2 separate regions of the Homo sapiens genome follow, and region 1 is linked to region 2. Evidence: read pairs that join two places in POLR2A ChIA-PET (ENCODE). Cell type or tissue: Panc1. All regions are shown on one strand. Links, peaks and the distances in the headings refer to the core of each region. The heading gives the core; the rest is flanking DNA. Region 1 overlaps SPIRE1 (spire type actin nucleation factor 1). Region 2 overlaps SPIRE1 (spire type actin nucleation factor 1).

What was found. Peaks named below come from ENCODE experiments on the same cell type or tissue, not always from the same donor. Only the 100,000 strongest peaks of a DNase experiment are listed, where the experiment ranks them.
Region 1: POLR2A ChIA-PET joins it to region 2 with 5 read pairs; 3 of 35 experiments call an interaction of 5 or more read pairs at or near these places.

What each region holds. Positions count from the first base shown.
Region 1 is chr18:12,619,340-12,629,357 of GRCh38, reverse strand. All of the region lies in intron 2 of SPIRE1 (spire type actin nucleation factor 1), which reads left to right. Among named protein-coding and RNA genes, the nearest start is that of SPIRE1, 34 kb to the left of the region's middle. In Panc1, for the core only: no CTCF peak of the experiment used is centred there; no DNase peak of the experiment used is centred there.
Region 2 is chr18:12,533,917-12,543,934 of GRCh38, reverse strand. It overlaps SPIRE1 (spire type actin nucleation factor 1), which reads left to right. Exons shown (of 17, transcript NM_001128626.2): 4 at 8,334-8,459. Among named protein-coding and RNA genes, the nearest start is that of SPIRE1, 120 kb to the left of the region's middle. RefSeq lists a silencer at 3,797-3,976. In Panc1, for the core only: CTCF peaks have their summits at 3,681 and 3,891 (motif pointing left); a DNase peak (open chromatin) is centred at 5,364.

The DNA.
Region 1 (10,018 bases), core at 948-8,947, 86 kb before region 2:
TTATAATCTTACTTTTGAAGAAAATTGCTAAATATTTGAAAATGCTAAAACAGAACTGATTTGAATTTCCATGTATTTTAATTGAGGCTTTTACATTGGTTTTTTTCCAGCTTTCCAAATTTCATCACATTCCTGTCTCCTATTAATCACCACTAATTATGTAGCACTCAGAGGCCCTTTCCCTTCAGCAGGAAAGAAGGTTAAATGAATAACTAGAACAATCCTGTTCCCTTGGGGGATTAACTGTATTTTAAGTGGAATAGGTTAAAGTATTATATAAAGTTAAATGAACTTTTATCATTACTTTAATCTTGATAGAACTGGTTTGTAAAAATTGTACCATAGAATCATTTAAGCTTTAGTGAGGGAAACTATTAAAAAGACTCATGTTCACATCTCAGAAATAAAGTTCATGTATACTGGGCATAAGTACCTATTCTGTGTTTCATTCCCACATGCATCTTGAAGAAATATTTTACAGCTTACTCATTCCTGTACACTAATAACAGACAGAGAGCCAAATCATGAGTGAACTCCCATTCATATTGCTACAAAGAGAATAAAATACCTAGGAATCCAACTTACAAGGGATATGAGGGACCTCTTCAAGGAGAACTACAAACCACTGCTCAACAAAATAAGAGAGAGACACAAACAAATGGAAGAACATTCCGTGCTTATGGATAGGAAGAATCAATATCGTGAAAATGGCCATACTGCCCAAGATAATTTATAGATTCAATGCCATCCCCATCAAGCTACCAATGACTTTCTTCACAGAATTGGAAAAAACTACTTTAAAGTTCATATAGAACCAAAAAAGAGCCCGCATTCCCAAGACAATCCTAAGCAAAAAGAACAAAACTGGAGGCATTGTACTACCTGACTTCAAACTATACTACAAGGCTACAGTAACCAAAACAGCATGGTACTGGTACCAAAACAGATATATTGACCAATGGAACAGAACAGAGGCCTCAGAAATAACACCACACATCTATAACCATCTGATCTTTGACAAACCTGACAAAAACAAGAAATGGGGAAAGGATTCCCTATTTAATACATGGTACTGGGAAAACTGGCTAGCCATATGTAGAAAGCTGAAACTGGATCCCTTTCTTTATACAAAAATTAATTCGAGATGGATTAAAGACTTAAAATGTTAGACCTAACGCTATAAAAACCCTAGAAGAAAATCTAGGCAATACTATTCAGGACATAGGCATGGTCAAGGACTTCATGACTAAAACACCAAAAGCAATGGCAACAAAAGCCAGAATAGACAAATGGGATCTAATTAAACTAAAGAGCTTCTGCATGGCAGAAGAAGCTACCCTCAGAGTGAACAGGAAACCTACAGAATGGGAGAAAATTTTTGCAATCTACCCATCTGACAAAGGGCTAATATCCAGAATCTACAAAGAACTCAAACAAATTTACAAGAAAAAAACAACCCCATCAAAAAGTGGGCAAAGGATATGAACAGACACTTCTCAAAAGAAGACATTTATGCAGCCAACAGACACATTAGAAAATGCTCATCATCACTGGTCATCAGAGAAATGCAAATCAAAACCACAATGAGATACCATCTCATACCAGTTAGAATGGCAGTTGTTAAAAATTCAGGAAACAACAGATGCTGGAGATGATGTGGAGAAATAGGAACGCTTTTACACTGTTTTTGGAAGTGTAAATTAGTTCAACCATTATGGAAGACAGTGTGGCGATTCAAGGATCGAGAACTAGAAATACCATTTGACCTAGTGATCCCATTACTGGGTATATACCTAAAGGATTATAAATCATGCTACTATAAAGACACATGCACACATATGTTTACTGTGGCACTATTCACAATAGCAGGCTTGGAACCAACCCAAATGTCCATCGATGATAGACTGGATTAAGAAAACGTGGCACATACACACCATGGAATACTATGCAGCCATAAAAAAGGATGAGTTCATGTCCTTTGCAGGGACATAGATGAAGCTGGAAACCATCATTTTGAGCAAACTATTGCAAGGACGGAAAACCAAACACCACATGTTCTCACTCATAGGTGGGAATTGAACAATGAGAACACTTGGACACAGGGTGGGGAACATCACACACTGGAGCCTGTTGTGGGGTGGGGGAGGGAGGAGGGATAGCATTAGGAGAAATACCTAATGTAAATGGGTGCAACAAACCAACATGGCACATGTATACCTCTGTAATAAACCTGCACATTGTGCGCATGTACCCTAGAACTTAAAGTATAATAACAAAAAAATTTTACAATTAGAAGAGTGTTTCTCTGTCCACCTCTGAAGCAAAAGAATATTTAGTTTGAATTAAGAGGCATTAATTACTCTCAGTCAAAAAATTTTGTTTTGTTTATGTAAATAACAAAAGAGTTCAGACCTGTTAACAATCTTTTTAAATTAAAAATGATCATCCTCTGGGCAAAAAAAAAAAAAAAATATATATATATATATATATTTTACAGCTTACTATATTCCAAGTACTGTTATAGACATTAATTAATCATCACAGCAAATGTATGAAGTAGATCCTATTATTTGCATTTTAGGGATGAGAGCTAAGTATATAGAGAGGTTAAGTAATTTGCCCAAGCCGACATAGCCAGAAAGTTGCGGAACCACTTTATCTCTTTACTTTTCATATATTTGTCTTTTCTTTATTCAGCCTGTATCTGCAATGTAAGGTATCTACATAATGCTGATGGTTAATTTAGTGCCTTATTTGGAATAATGAGATGCCTTTGTATCTCCTTATATGCCTCTTAACTGCAGCTACTTCAGTTCTTGGCATTTTATAGCCAACGGATATAGTCCTGTTAGATGTAACCTTGACAAAAGTGTTAACGCAGTCCATGAACCTTCAACCTCTTAGATGAGGACAGGGTCTGTACTGTAGGAACTTGTAAAGTAGTCTGATTCCAAATTACTCAAAATGATTCAAGAATTGTTCTATATAGTTGAACCTCCTGGAAAGTCAAATCTGCTTTAGGGGACCCAGAGATCTTGAGAGAAGCCAAGAAATACATCATAGTCTCTTGGACCTCGATCTGGTTATGTACAGTTTTTGACCCAAACAGGGCTATATCAATTTTTAATGTTTTCTGAGCATCCTAAAATAAACTACTAAAGGCTGTAAATGGGGTTTGCTGCTTTATACGGAGTATAACATTTTAAAATGTCTTTTTTTGTCTTTAGCTAAATCAGCTCACTACCCATAATTGATTCTACCTTCTGGCTCGTTTAGGTGACAATTAGATTTGTATTTCCTTTTTTTGGGGGGGGGCGGGGCGGTGTGGGGAATGGAGTCTCTCTCTGTTGTCCAGGCTGGAGTGCAGTGGTGTGATCTCAGCTCACTGTAACATCTGCCTCCTGGGTTCAAGTGATTCTCCTGAGTAGCTGGGATTACAGGCAGCCGCCACCACGCCCAGCTAATTTTTGTATTTTTAGTAGAGACGGGGTTTCACCATGTTGGCCAGGCTGATCTCGAACTCCTGACCTCAGGTGATCCACCCGCCTTGGCCTCCCAAAGTGCTGGGATTACAGGCATGAGCTACCATGCCCCGCCCTGTATTGCCTCTTTTAATTGACAATGGGTAGCCCTTAATTTCAAAAGTAACTAAAAAATCCAACCTGAAAGAAGAAAGTAGTAGTTATGCACACATGAAAATATTTGCATGCATGCACAACTTTAGCTGCATAAATGAGGCTGTTTTATGTGACTGAGAAATAGTATTTGATACCAAACTAATTAAATCTTAAAATATCTTGTAGAAACAACAAGGCAATTATTATTGAATCTACTCTTTTAGCAGATGGCTTTGCCTGATCTTACGCTTTATGGGTTTGTAAATGGAATTGCATCACAAGAAGTTAAAATGATGAAATGTATTGTCAAAGAGGACTGGAAGAATAAACTCCAGTAACTGCTGGTAACAACAGCATTTTCTCCTTGGTCAGCAGGCTAAGAGGAATGTTTAGGAATGCTTGCATTCTACTTTCTGTCTTTTTGGATTAAAGACCCCAAACACACCTGAATTCCCATGGCCGCAACACGGTGTGGAAATCAGTTTGTACGTCCTCAGAGGAAATTGTGTCTGTACATGAGTTGCCGCTTCCGAGTGTCAATTTTAATAGAGGTCTTGGCAGAGGGATCATTGTAGTGTGATGAATAGATAATCTCCACTTAGATTTCATGTATCAGACATAGACTAGGACATTATGACAGTCACTTGGCATATTTGAAATTCAGTCATGCTTCCCCCACCCCCGCCCAGTTGGCATTTATTACTAAAATGACCTTTCTGGGTTACAGTCATAGATGTCTATCAGGGGACATGATTTGACCATAGGATACATAATTTATACAAGTAGTGTTCCTTTGAATAGTTTTTACTATATCTGAAGACAAATAATAGTTATATGTCTGGCAAAGGATTTCAGAATAACTCAAATTATCTGGGAGTAAATATTTTATAATTACTTTTTTTTTTTTTTGAGATGGAGTCTCACTCTGTCGCCCAGGCTGGAGTGCAGTGGCGTGATCTCGGCTCACTGCAACCTCTGCCTCCCAGGTTCAAGCAATTCTGTCTCAGCCTCCCAAATAGCTGGGATTACAGGTGTCCACCACCATGCCTGGCTAATTTTTGTATTTTTAGTAGAGATGGGGTTTCATCATGTTGGCCAGGCTGGTCTCAAAAGAGTTTACCATATTTACTATATGGGTAGCTTAAACACCTCCCAGTACTTTACAATAGAGTATGTAGATTTTTTTTTTTTTTTTTTTGAGTCAGTGTCTTGCTCTGTCACCCAGGCTGGAGTGTAGTGGTACGATCTCGGCTCACTGCAACCCCCGCCTCCTGGGTTCAAGTAATTCTGCTGCCTCAGCCTCCCGAGTAGCTGGGACTACAGGCACACGCCACCACGCCTGGCTAATTTTTGTAATTTCAGTAGAGACGGGGTTTCACCATATTGGTCAGGTTGGTCTCAAACTTCTGACCACAAGTGATCCACCCGCCTCAGCCTCCCAAAGTGCTGGGATTACAGGTGTGAGCCACCACTCCCAGCCATGTAGAATGTTTTTTTTTTTTTAATAATTTGCCTTATTAGGCAGGCATGGTGGTTTACGCTTGTAATCCCAACACTTTGGGAGGCCGAGGCGGGCGGATCACCTGAGGTCAGGAGTTCGAGACCAGCTGATCAACATGGCGAAACTCCGTCTCTACTAAAAATACAAAATTAGTTGGGTGTGGTGACACGTGCCTGTAATCCCAGCTACTCGGGAGGCTGAGGCAGGAGAATGGCTTGAACCCTTGAGGCAGAGGTTGCAGTGAGCCGAGACCACTCCAGGGCGCACCAACCTGGGCGACAGAGTGAGACTCCATCTCAAGAAAAAAAAAAAGGCCGAGTGCAGTGGCTTACGCCTGTAATCCCAGCACTTTGGAAGGCCGAGGCAGGCGGATCACCTGAGGTCAGGAGTTCGAGACCAGCCTGGCCAATATGGTGAAACCCTGGCTCTACTAAATACAAAAAATTAGTTGAGCATGGTGGTGGTTGCCTGTAATCCCAGCTACTTGGGAGGCTGAGACAAGAGAATTGATTCAACCTGGGAGGTGGAGGTTGCAGTGAGCCAAGATCATGCCATTGCACTCCAGCCTGGGTGACAAGAGTGAAACTCTCTCAAAAAACAAAACAAAAAAGAATTTGCCTTATCAGTCTGTCTTAGTGAAAAATTAAAATGATTTAAATAAAATAAAACCAGTATTTTTCAGCACACATAATGCAATGCGGATGGGATCTGTGTGGGAAGGGACTAGATTTTTATTTAGTTTTTCAAAGTACATTTATTCATTTGTAGCATTTGTAGAAATGATGTTGGCCAGGCGCAGTGGCTTACACCTGTAATCCCAGCACTTTGGGAGGCCAAGGCGGGCAGATCACGAGGTCAGGAGATTGAGACCATCCTGGCTAACACAGTGAAACCCTGTCTCTACTAAAAATACAAAAAATCAGCCAGGCGTGGTGGCGGGCGCCTGTAGTCCCAGCTACTCAGGAGGCTGAGGCAGGAGAATGGCATGAACCTAGGAGGTGGAGCTTGCAGTGAGCCAAGATCACGCCACTGCACTCCAGCCTGGGCAACAGAGCGAGACTCTGTCTCAAAAAAAAAAAATGTATATTTGTTGTAAAAATTAAAACATCTTGAAGGGTAAAAGAATGTAAAAATCACTTCATACCCTACTGCTTAGTGATAGTGGCTGTTTAGAGTATTTTTCTCGGCATCTCTTCCCTTAGGTACATAACAATATTGACACATTAATTGAGCATCTGTTGTGTGCCATTCTTAGAGTCACATGCATCTTTGCATTAAAAGACAGACTTGGCTTGAAGGAGTTAGCCAGGCTGAGGGAAAGGATTTAGGTAAATCCAGTGGAACTTTCCAGGAAGAAGGACACCATAGTGAAGATTCTGAAAGAGCTAGCTGTTTTTGAAACTGACAGAACACAAGGATGTCTGAAGCATAGAGAAGGAGGGAGAGTTAAAGAAAATGTAGGAAAGACAAGGTGGTGCCAAGTATTACAGGTCATGTTAAAGATTGGACACAGCTGAGGCCTGGGCACAGTGGCTCACGCCTGTAATCCCAGCACTTTGGGAGGCTGAGGCGGGCGGATCACGAGGTCAGGAGATCGAGACCATCCTGGCTAACACAGTGAAACCCTGTCTCTACTAAAAATACAAAAAATTAGCCGGGCATGGTGGTGGGTGCCTGTAGTCCCAGCTACTCAGGAGGCTGAGGCAGGAGAATGGCGTGAACCGGGGAGGCGGAGCTTGCAGTGAGCCAAGATCGCGCCACTGCACTCCAGCCTGGGCGACAGAGCAAGACTCTGTCTCAAAAAAAAAAAAAAAAAAAGACTGGACATAGCTCCGTTTTCCCTTCAAGGGAAGAAACATTTCTGTCTGAAATTTTTTTCTATTCCTGTGATCATTCTTCTGTTGTTATGTATTGTTCATCTGCTGTTTTCTTACATTCTTTGTATTTCCCACGCTACACAGATGTGTTTTATACACTCATTATTTCATCAGTTTATACATCATTTAATTAATTGGTACCATAATAATAGTGGTGCAGTTGTATAAATAGGTTTGGGAACAAACCCAACTGACCCATGGTAAGCATAGGAACAGAAATGCCTGGTGACTGAAGGAGTAGCTGGCCTGTGACGTGGAGAGAAGTCAGTATGATAGATCTGGGGATTAGGGAGTAGAGATGGATGAGTCATTTAGGTGGAGGCTAATTGAGCTTCTGCAGTTCAGTATGGTGTCTCGACATATTCTCTCAATTTGGTGGAGATTTTACTGTATTTAGCAGATATTAAAATAAGGTTTTTAAAAACCCATTATCAGCAAAATTAGATAATTTCCTCGGTTTATGACCATTTCCTAATTTTTTGATGATGTTTCTAATTTTTTTAAAAATAATTTTTTTAGGATATAATTCACAAAGCATGCAAGTTACCCACTTACCCAATTTGCGGTTTTTGAGATATTCAGAGTTATGCAGCCATCACCACAATTTTAGGACATTTTGTCACCTTATAAAGAAATGTGGTACCTTTTAGCTATCACCTCCTAGCCCCAGCAATCACTAATCTACTTTCTATATGTATAGATTTGCCTATTCTGGACATTGCATATGCACGGACTCATAGGTTATTTTAGGACTGGCTTCTTTCATTTAGCATAATGTTCAGGGTTCATCCATGTCATACATGTATCAGTACTTTATTCCTTTTTATTGCCAAATATTCCATAGTATGGATATACTGTATTTTGTTACCCATTCATCAGTTGATGGACATTTGAATTGTTTCTACCCTTTGGCTGTTATGAGTAATGGTGCTATAAACTTTCATGTACAAATTTTTGTGTGGACATATGTTTTCATTTTTCTTGGATATATACCTAAGAGAAGAATTTCTGAGTAAACTGGTAACTCTATATTTTAACTTTTTGAGAGCTTCCAAACTGTTTCTCAAAGTAACTCTATCTTTTGACATCTCAGTGTATAAGGGTTCTGATTTTTCCACATCCTTGCCAACACTTGTTATTATCTGACTTCTTGATTCTGGGCATCCTAGTGCATGTAAAATGGTATTTCATGTGGTTTTGCTTTACATCTTCCTGGTAGCTAATGATGTTGAGCCTATTTTCATGTGGTTGTTGACCATTGTAGAAATGACTATTCAGATCCTTTGCCCCCCACTCCCCCTTTTTTTAAGAGACATGGTCTCGCTCTCTCACCAGGCTAGAGTGCAGTGGCACAATCACAGCTCACTGCAGCCTTGACCTTTGCCCATTTTAAAATTGGGTTCTCTTTTTATTATTGAATTGTAAGAGTTCTTTATATAGTGTAGATAAAATTTCTTATCACATACATGATTTGCCAATATTTTCTCCCATTCTGTGGATTTTCATGCCAGTTTCTTGATGGTGTCCTTTGAAGCATGAAGTTTATTTCAATCAAGTCCAGTGTATTTATTTTTTATTTTATTGCTTGTGGGGTTTGGTGCCATATCTAAAAATCCATTGCCAAATCCAAGATCATGAAGATTTATGCCTATTTTCATCTGAGAGTTTTATAGTTTTGGTTCTTATATTTAGGTCTTTGATCGATTTCAGTTAATTTTTGTATATGGTTTGAGGAAAGGATCTAACTTCATACTTTTATGTGTGGATATCTAATAGACACATCACCATTTCTTGAAAATATTTTTTACCTGTTGGATGGTATTATCACCCTGATTGAAAATCAGTTGATTATAGATGTATGGGTTTATTTCTGCACTGTCAGTTCCGTTCTATTGTGCCAGTGCCATGTTGCCTTGATTGCTCTTGCTTTTAAATAAGTTTTGAAATTGGTAAGTGTGAGTCCCCCAACTTTGTTGTTCTTTTTCAAGATTGTTTGGCTCTTCTAGGTCCTTTGATTGTCATACGAATTTTAGAATTAGCTCAACTTCTGACAAAGAAACCAGCTGGAATTCTCATAGGGATTGCCTTTAATCTATAAATGGATTTGGTTATTATCGCATTTAACAATGCTAAGCCTTAGACCATGAACACAGTATGTCTTCCCATTTATTTAGGTCTTCGTTGACTCCAAAAAAAGGGGAATTCCCCCCTTTTTTTGAGAACAGGTTTGTTATGTTGCCTAGGCAGGTCTTGAACTCCTGGCTCAAGGTGTCCTCCTGTCTCTGCCTCCCTAAGTGCTGGAATTACAGGTATGAGCCACTGCACTCAGCTGATTTTTGTTTATTCATCATATATCCTGCTACCTTGCTGAATTCATTTATTAATTTTAATGTTTTTTCAGTAGATTCCTTAGGATTTTCTTTTTATAAGATTATGTCATCTGTGAATAGAGATACCATTACTTAATTTTCAATTTGGATGCCTTTTTATTTTCTTGCTTTTTTTTTTTTTTTTCCTGAGGCAGAGTCTCGCTCTGTTGCCCAGGCTGGAGTGCAGTGCCGCGATCTTGGCTCACCACAATCTCCACCTCCCGGGTTCAAGAGATTCTCCTGCCTCAGCCTCCTGAGTAGCTAGGACTACAGGCACACACCACTGTGCCTGGCTAATGTTTGTATTCTTAGTAGAGACAGGGTTTCACTGTGTTGGCCAGGCTGGTCTTAAACTCCTGACCTCCTGATCACCCACCTCGGCCTCCCAAAGTGCTGAGATTACAGGCATGAGCCACTGCGCCTAGCCTGTGTTTATTTTTTTATTTTTTATTTTTATTTTTATTTGTTTATTTAAATTTGTTTTTCGAGACGGAGTCTCGCTGTATCGCCCAGGCTGGAGTTCAGTGGCACGATCTCAGCTCACTGCAAGCTCTGCCTCCCAGGTTCACGCCATTCTCCTGCCTCAGCCTCCCGAGTAGCTGGGATTACAGGCGCCTGCCACCACGCCTGGCTAATTTTTTGTATTTTTAGTAG
Region 2 (10,018 bases), core at 1,338-9,337:
CATCGTGTAGTGCAGATATGAGTTTGTGGTTTGGTTAGCAGGTTAAAAACCTCAATTCATAAATTGACTCATTGTTTACTTTGTTGGAAGAGAAGACAAGAATTATCTGAAGAATTGTAACTGCTTTCTCCTTGTTTGAAGTAGAAATGTGAAACTAAGTTTAATTAATACAAATAATAGGATGTTTAAGAACTTGAAACAATTTGTTTTCAATTCTTAGCAAGCAAGACGCTCTTTAATGTGTAACTTTTGTCCCGGATAGTCTTTTATTTCAAGTAATCTAATAATTTGTTATGTTTTAATATGGTACATTGTAGTTGAAAAGTGCCTTTATATCCCCCTTCTATTACTGGAGCCTTAGGGTAACACTGTGAGGTAGATTGGGCAGGCATTCCAATACCCGTTTCACAAAGTAAGTCAGGGGGAGAGTAATGTTAGAAGACAGAGTGGAATGCTATCTTCAAAGTTCTAACATTAAATCTAGAATTATTTATCCAGTATAATGTCTCAACAATAAAGGTAAAATATCAGCTAGGCATGGTGGATCACTTGAGCCCAGGAGGTTGAGGCTGCAGTGGGCAGTAATGGTGCCGTTGCACTCAAGCCTGGGTGACACAGTGAGATCTTTTTTTGTTTTGTTTCTTTAAGAAAAGGTAAAATATCTTATCTGACAAACACAGAAAATTTGTCACCAGCAGACCTTGACTAAAGGCAATACCAAAGAGTATACATCAGGCAGAAGGCAGTCCATGTCTGGTAGAAACTAGGAGATGCAGAATATTTGAAGAGCAAAGAAAAATAAACATGGGCCAGACATGGTGGCTCACGCCTGTAATCCCAGCACTTTGGGAGGCCGAGACGGGCGGATCATTTGAGGTCAGGAGTTCACGACCAGCCTGGCCAACATAGTGAAACCCCATCTCTACTAAAAATACAAAAAATTAGCTGGGCATGGTGGTGCATGCCTGAAATCCCAGCTACTTGTGAGGCTAAGGCAGGAGAATGGCTTGAACCTGGGAGGCGGAGGTTGCAGTAAGCCAAGATTGTGCCCCTGCACTCCAGCCTGGGCGATGGAGCAAGACTCCACCTCAAAAAAAGAAAAATAAACATGAAAATAAATCTAAATGAATATTAACAGCAAAAAATAATAATGTCTTACATGATTTAGAATATATTTAGAATTAAAATGTATAACAGTAGCGTGGAGTTAGTGTTCTAAGACCTTGGCATTGGGAAGAGGTTAAAGCACTAATTTATTAGTGCTAACCTTTATTAGGAAAGCCACTAAAGCCTAACCTTTATTAGAAAAGCCACTAAAAATAAATAAAAGAATTTGTAAATATCAGGCCAATAGGGAAGGGGGCAGGTGGAGCTAAGAAAATTACTGGTAATCCAAAAGAAGAGATGGAAAGAATTGAAAAGGAATATAGAACAGATGGGAAAACAAATAGAAGATGGTAATTTGATACTGAAATATATTGGTAATTACATTAAATGTAAATGGTCTAAATTTATACTGCTCAATACAGTAGTTACTAGCCACATGTGACTATTAATCACTTGAAATGTGGTTAGTCTAAATTGACGTGGACTGAAAGTACAAAATCTATACTGGATTCCAAACACTTAGTACCAAAAAAAGAATGTAAAATGCCTTGTTGGCTGCGTGCGGTGGCTCATGCCTGTAATCCCAGCACTTTGGGAGGCTGAGGTGGGCAGATCATTTGAGGTCAGGAGTTCGAGACCTGACTACCATGGTGAAACCCCGTCTCTACTAAAAAGACAAAAAAGTTAGCCAGGCATGGTGCTGCATGCCTGTAATCCCAGCTACTCGGGAGGCTGGGGCAGGAGAATCACTTGAACCCGGGAAGCAGAGGTTGCAGTGAGCCGAGATCATGCCAGTGCACTCCAGCCTGGGCAGCAGAGCGAGACTCCATCTCAAAAGAAAAAAAAAAAGCCTCATTAATAATTTTTGTATTGGCTATAATTTGAAGTATTACAATAATATATATTATTGTATTGGGTTAACTAAAATATATTATCAAAGTTAATTTCACTTGTTTCTTTTTATTTTTTTTTGATGTGGCTACTAGAAAATTTAAAACTACATACATGGCTCACACTGTATTTCTGTGGATTGTACTAGCCTAAAATACTCTAATTTTTAAAAGACACAGATTTTTAGACTGCATTAAAAATACAAAATCCAATCATACATTGTTTACTGAGTAGACACTATAAATAGGACATAGAAAGCTTGAGTAAAAGAATGGAAAAATATAACATTCTAACCAAAAGAAAAGTATCACAGACATTATTTTAATATAAAATGGACCTAAAGGCAAAAAGCATTACTAGAGATAAAAAAGGATGCTTACTGATAAAAAGTTCAATTTACTAAGGAGAAATAGCATTCATAAATTTATGTGCACCTAGTAACATAGCCTGTAACAGTAGCATTGAACAACATTCAAACAAATACAACTAAAAGGGGAAGTAGACAAATGTACAACCATAGAGGGAGGTTTAAAATACCTCTCTTAGTATCAGTACAAATATAGAATATTTGGATAATGAGAATAACAAACCTGACTTAATAGGACATGCCACCCACCCACTGCAGAGTACACATTCTTTTCAGGTATACATGGAACAATTAAAAATTTCTCCGTATTCCAGGCCTTAAAGCAAGTCTTAACAAATTTCAAAGGGTTATAATTACATAGGAAATGTTCTGTTACCATGGTGGAATTAAGCCAGATATGAATAACAAAAAGATTTTATTATTTCCACATATACTTGGAAATTAAGAAACTACTTTTAAATGCCCCAAGAGTCAAAGAAGAAATCACAGTGGAAATAAACTGAATAATAACAAATGCGTGACCTATCAAAGTTTGTGGTATGCAGACCAGGCTTGGTGGCTCACACCTATAATCCCAGCACTTTGGGAGGCCAAGGCAGGTAGATCGCTTGAGGCTGAGAGCAAATATGCTGCACAAAGGGGTGATTCACACCCCAGGCAGGACAGTGCAGGATGGTGTGAGATTTCACCATGCAACTCAGCACAGCATATAATTTAAAGCTTAGGATTTATTTATTTCTGGAATTTTCCATTTAATATCTTTGGATGCAGTTGACCATAGATAACTGAAGCCATGGAAAGTGAAACTGTGGATAAGGAGGAACTACTGTAATTTAAATCCTAACAATTGCTAAGAAGAAAATGCAGAATGCAGTGATTAAAAAGTAACAGAGAGGCCAGGTGCAGTGGCTCACGCCTGTAATCCCAGCATTTTGAGAGGCCGAGGTGGACAGATCACCTGAGATCAGGAGTTTGAGACCAGCCTGGTCAACATGGTGAAACTCCGTCTCTACTAAAAATACAAAAAATAGCCGGGCATAGTGGTGCAAGCCTGTAATCCCAGCTACTTGGGAGGCTGAGGCAGGAGAATCGCTTGAACCTGGGAGGCGGAGGTTGCAGTGAGCCAAGATCGCAACACTTCGCTCCAGTCTGGGCAACAAGAGTGAAACCCCATTTCAAAAAAAAAGTAACAGAGAAATTAGAGGGGGGTAGTTCATCTAGAAAGGACAAACAGGGAAGACGTTCTGAGCAGGTGACATTGAAATCAACACCTGGAGGAGTGAGGAATCAGCAAAAAGATTGGTGTGTTTTAAAGAAACAAGTCTAGGATTACCAAAACAAAGTGGAAGGAAAAGCCACAAATGGGATTTGAGAGGTAGGTGTGAGCTAGATGACGAAGGACTTGAGGAACACTGAAGAGTTTGGGTTTTAAGTTCAGTGGGAGCCACTGGCCCTCCCATGCCTGGGACACTCTTTCCTTAGGTCTGTGCATGGCTCACTCCAATCTTCATTGATCTCTCTGCTCTGGTGCCACCTACTGACCACTCTTTCCACATTATTGCCCCTCCCCACCACTGGCCTCATTTTCTACCTCTCATCTGCTTTCTTTTTCTTTTTCTTTCTTTTCTTTTTTTTTTTTTTTTAAGACAGAGTCTCTCTCTGTTGCCCAGGCTGGAGTGCAGTGGCGTGATCTCGGCTCACTGCAGCCTCCACCTCCCGGGTTCAAGCAATTCTCCTGCCTCAGCCTCCCAAGTAGCTGAGGCACTTGGTGCACTCGCCACCATGTCCAGCTAATTTTTGTATTTTTAGTAGAGACGGGGTTTCACTATGTTGGTCAGGCTGGTCTCAAACTCCTGACCTCAGGTGATCCACCTCAGCCTCCCAAAGTGCTGAGATTACAGGTGTGAGCCACCACACTTGGCCTATTTTTCTTAATAGTAGCTGTTATTCCCAACGTGTGTGTGTGTGTGTGTGTGTGTGTGCGTGTGTGTGTATGTGTATGTTTAAGGGTCTGAGATACCCATTACTATTTTTGAGAGGAACGGGATGTTGACTTGTTCAATACTGTATTAGTCCTTTTTCATACTGCTGATAAAGACATAACCTAAAACTGGGAAGAAAAATAGGTTTAATGGACTCACAGTTCCACGTGGCTAAGGAGGCCTCACAATCATGGCGGAAGTCAAGGAGGAGCAAGTCATGTCTTACATCGCTGGCAGCAGGCCAAAAAAGAGCTTGTGCAGGGAAACTCCTCCTTATAAAACCATCAGATCTCATGAGACTTACTCACTGTCATGAGAACAGCAAGGGGAAGACCTGCCCCCATGATTCAGTTACCTCCCACCAGGTCCCTCCCACAACACATGGGAATTCAAGATGAGATTTGGGTGGGGACACAGCCAAACCATATCAAATACTGTGTTTCTTTCTGCCACAGTGCCTGGTACGTAGTTGGCATTTGGTGAATATTGTTTGAATGAATGATTGGATGCTTTTAAGCAGGGGATGAACATAATCCAAATTATATTTATAAAAGATTTTGCCTGTCAGGTGAAGAAGAACCATGTAGACTAGTGAGAGAGGAAGTTAGGAGTCCTCTAATGAAAGAAAATGGTAGCTGTGACCATGATGATGGTGGAGGAGATGGAGAAAAGTAGAGAACTGTCAGGTGGTATATTTTGAAGGTAGAAACAACAAGACTTACTGATGGATTGGATATGAGTGGTATGGGAATAAAGAATAATCAAGGATGACTCTCAGCTGGGCATGGTGCCACACACCTGTAATCCCAGCTATTCAGGAGGCTGAGGCAGGATCATTGCCTGAGCCCAAGAGTTCAAGACCAGCTTGGGCAACATAGCAAGACCCTATATTAAGGGGGGAAAAAAGGATGACTCTCAGAGTTGTTTGAGCTGTCTTTGTGACTTCTGAGTGGAAATGCTAAGTACATAGCCATAAGTGGTTAACATAAAGGGCTGGCCTGGAATAGGGGTTGAGGAGTTACCAGCCTATAGGTGGCATTTAAAGCCATTAGACTAGACAAGGGCAGCTACAGTAAGCAGAGGATACCCAAAGATCCAAGACTGCTCCCTCAAAAACCTCAGTATTTCAGTTTAATTTAGAAGTTTATATGTAGAGCAAAGAGGAGAGACAGATTTATATAAGAGGTTACATAAACCAGTCCTCTCTTTTTAGAGATAAATGGAAACCCAGCAATGTTAAATAACTTGTCCAAGGTCATATAACCTAATTTTGTCCCCCTAACCCCTGATGTCTCTTTTTTTGGAACTATAAAAATGATTTTGTTGCATGCTTACTGTATACCATGCTCTATGCTTTAAGTACTTTAAGAACATTATTCCCTTTAATATAAAGGGAATTACATTTATTTTAGAGTAGAATGGAAAAGAACTTGGGCTCCAGAGAGACTACCTGGTTTCGGTTCCATTTATGCCATTGACTAGCTGTGTATCCTTGGGCAAATTACTTACGTGGTCTAAATCTCAGTTTCCTGATCTCTAAATTGGGTTGTTGCAAGGGGCCCCTTGCAATTCCATATGAATTTTAGGATCAGTCTTTCTATTTCTTAAAGAAAGGCTGTTGGGATTTTGTTAGGGATTGCATTCAATCTGTTCATCACTTTGGGTAATGTTGTTGCCTTAACTATATTGTCTTCCAATGTATGAGTACAAGATGTCTTTCTGTTTATTTAGGTCTTCTTTAATTTCTTTTACAATATTTTGTACTCTTCAGTGTATAAGTCTTACACCTCCTTGGTTAAATTTATTTCTTAGCATTTTTGATGCAATTGTAAATGGAGTGATTTTCTTGACCTCATTATCCAATTGTTCTCTGGCCATGTGTAGAAATACAACTGATTTTGTTTGTTAATCATGTATTCTGCAACTGCTGAAATTGCTTATGAACTCTAGTAGTATTCCTTTAGATTTTTTATGTGTAAGATTGTCATATGCATTTAAAAAAACATTTTTTAGACCTAGCTATTACCTTTACACCAGTGTTTTTAAAGTTGCAGTTTACAACCAGTGAATGGGTTGTGAATTCAATTGAATGTGCAAGTTTTGTTTTGTGAAGCTTTTGTATGTATAATAGGCACATATGCATGTGTTTGTGTATAATATGTGAATATATATAAATTTATTTCTTACTGTGGATAGCAGTTGAAAACTTTGAAACCCAGTGGCTTTATGCCATTTCTTTATGTGACTGGAATGTAAGATTAGGGTTAAGTTACATAAGGTAAAGCCTCAGTTGTTGTCTTTCATTACCTTGAATGACAATTCGGTATTGCAAGATGTTTTCTAAATATAAAAATAATTGAGCACAAAATATACTCTCTGTTTACTAGTGGCTCTGTGAGTAATAAACTTGTGAGATTTCTGCTTTTAATGCTTCTGGATAAAGCAGCTTTTAGCTTTTTTTGCTACTGTGAAGAAGGTTTCCTATTCAAACTAGAGATATTTTCTTGAGAATGTATTTTGTAAAAGCTAGTGATCTATTAGATTGTGTAAGATGGTTACTATACGTGAAAACAGAAAGCCACATTATTAAGGCTATTACAAACTACAAAGATGTCATTTATTCTTTAATTGATAGAAATTATTAAAATAAGATGCGTATTTTTAGTTATTGTATTAGTGTCAAGTTTACTGACTAGTAAGAAATTAAGAGAACTTACAGCTTGTTAGTGCAAATGAAGTACTTTAAAATGTAATGATTGTACGTGGATACAAAATTATTTTATAGAAAGATAAAATTATTCCTGTGTATGGGACTCTTAATAGGATGTCTTTCCAATCTGATAAATTAAATGGTGTTTGATTTTTCTGAATTGCTTTGCATGATACTAAGTTGCACCTTTTACCCACAAGTAGTTGGGTGGGGATTATGGACTATGTATGGTAAAGGACATTAGGGCTGTAGGCAGCACCTGTGGCCTTACATTGCCCTCTGCCCTCTTTCCTCCACTCCCCATCTACTGATGAGGCAGCTTCCCTGAGGTCCATATGTTTTCCTGACATTCTTTTTTTTTTTTTTACTACGTTACAAAATTCGACATGTATTGGAATGAGCCTGGCTTCAGAACCCAGTAAGGACTGACTGTGTTTGACTTCTCCTTCTCCCTCTTGGTAACCATGTGACTATGGACAGACAAGTCATGTGACTCCTCTTAGCCTCAGTTTCTTTTTCCATTAAAATGAGGATAATTCAGCAGTACATTGAAGAGTAAATGGTATTATGTTGTATATACGACATGTCAGATATTGTAGCTGGCATGATAATTGCTTAATAAATGGTAGCTGTTAAAAAACTGGATCCGTCATCAGTATACAATAAACGGTGGTTCTCTTTCTGTTCCCAACCAAAACTTTTACATATGTCCTATCATTTTCAAATAGAAGCTAATTCTAGTAAGCTCATCTGTGCTGTTGGGTCTCTGTTAGTTAGTGGACCACTTTTCCCGTATAATTATGTAGACCTTACTGATGGTCTTGTGGTACATTAAGCCCTGGATGATGGGAATTGCCTGGCTGTCTGATATGAAAATACAGATATGGGGGTGTGTCTGTTTTTTTGGTTTTTATTGTTATTTTTAGATGAAGTCTCACTCTGTCACCCATGCTAGAGTACAGTGGCATGATCTCCACTCACTGCAACCTCCGCCTCCCAGGTTCAAGCGATTGTCCTGCCTCAGCTTCCTGAGTAGCTGGGATTACAGGTGTGTGCCACCACGCCCAACTAATTTTTGTATTTTTAGTAGAGACAGGGTTTCACCATGTTGGTCAGGCTGGTCTTGAACTCTCGACCTCATGATCTGCCTGCGTTGGCCTCCCAAAGTGCTGGGATTACAGGCGTGAACCACTGCACTCTGCTCGTGTCTGTTTTTAAGTACAAAAAAAACCCAAATAGTAACCAAGCACCATTATTTTATTTTCCCCTTCTATAGTTGTGTGCTGCTCATCTCCCTACTGAATCAGATGCACCAAATCATTATCAGGCAGTATGTCGTGCACTGTTTGCAGAAACAATGGAGCTCCATACATTTCTGACCAAAATTAAGAGTGCGAAAGAGGTGAGTACTACTGCTTTGATATTTATTGGCATTGTTTGATTGGCATGCATTTGATATTTGTTGGAAGAGAAACCTAAATTTTCAATATTGTCCGCTGTATTGTTTTAAAAGATTTATTACTATCCTTTAGATGAGTGCTGAAAGTCATTTAGGAAAGAAGCAACTTAGGTAAAATTAAATCTATTGTATTGAAATATCAACAGTGTGAACCATTTAAGAAACAGATTTTCATACAGATTCCTTGCAAATGGAAATAAATGCTACTGAACTAGTTCAGTCCATTCTCATGTGACTTGCTTTCCACCCCCTTTCTGTCGCTCTTCTCTTCTGTCCATTCTGAAACATGTTAGGACCTCTTCCGGGAAGGGATAAAGGCTCAGAAAAGAGGTGACACTCACATCTGATCATTTAACTGTTTTATTTATTATTTATTTAAAAGGTGAGTCACCATGTGTTACATAGGTGGTTGTGAAGATTCAGTGAGATCTTATATAAAATAGCACAGCATCTGGCAGAAGGTGAGAGCTCAGTACATGTTAGGTAATGGGTATATATTAGTCAGGGTTATCCAGAGAGACAGAGCCAATGGGATATATAGACATATAGGTATATGAAAGGGGGCCAGGTGCAGGCTCATGCCTGTAATCCCAGCTACTTGGGAGGCTCAGACAGGAGGATCACTTGAGGCCAGGAGTTCAAGATATATGAGAGGGGACTTATTAGGGGAATTGGCTCATGTCATTATGGAGGCTGAGAAGTCCCATGACAGGGTGTCTGCAAGCTGGAGACCCTGTTATTCCAGCAGCACAGCTCAGTCCAAGTCCAAAGACCAAGGGTAGGAGAAGAAAAGTATATCCCAGCACCAGGAGAGAGAGAGAGACCAATTTTCCTTCCTCTGTTTTATTCTATCCAGGGCCCCAGCCAAATGGATGGTGCCCACCTAAACTGAGGGCACCACTTAGTCCACTCAGACTCACACACTAGTATCCTCTGGTAACACATTCATCTAAATATATACCTAAAAATAATGCTTTGCCAGTTCTCTAGGTATTCTTTAATTCAGTCAAGTCGACACCTAAAATTAACTGTCACAGTATCATTTCTTTTACAACTAACATACAGGGTTTATCAGAAGCACTAGGCTAAAACTTACCATGACCCACAGTTTGGGGAAGAACACATACTGGATATGTAAGCAAAAAAGGAAAAACTAAACTATTTGCCCAATAAGGTGTACTTAACCCTGGTAGTAAGTAGGTGATGGATGTCTCAGGCAGATCACCCTTAATAAATCACCCTTAAATAGATCCATTGTGTATATATGAATAAGAGCTCTAAGCATCCTTCCTCTGCTCTAGCTAGGGTACTGCTTATAGTCTGTCTTTTTATGATAGGGCAATGAAAAGCTTTGCCTTTTTCTTTTTTTAATTTTATAAAATTGGATCAAGGAGGAAAGTTGTCAACAGAGTGGAAAAAAGGTGAACCCTCTGTGAAGAATAAATAAGTTGTGTGTGTGTGTGTGTGTGTGTGTGTGTGTGTGTGTAATGGATTAGCTGTTC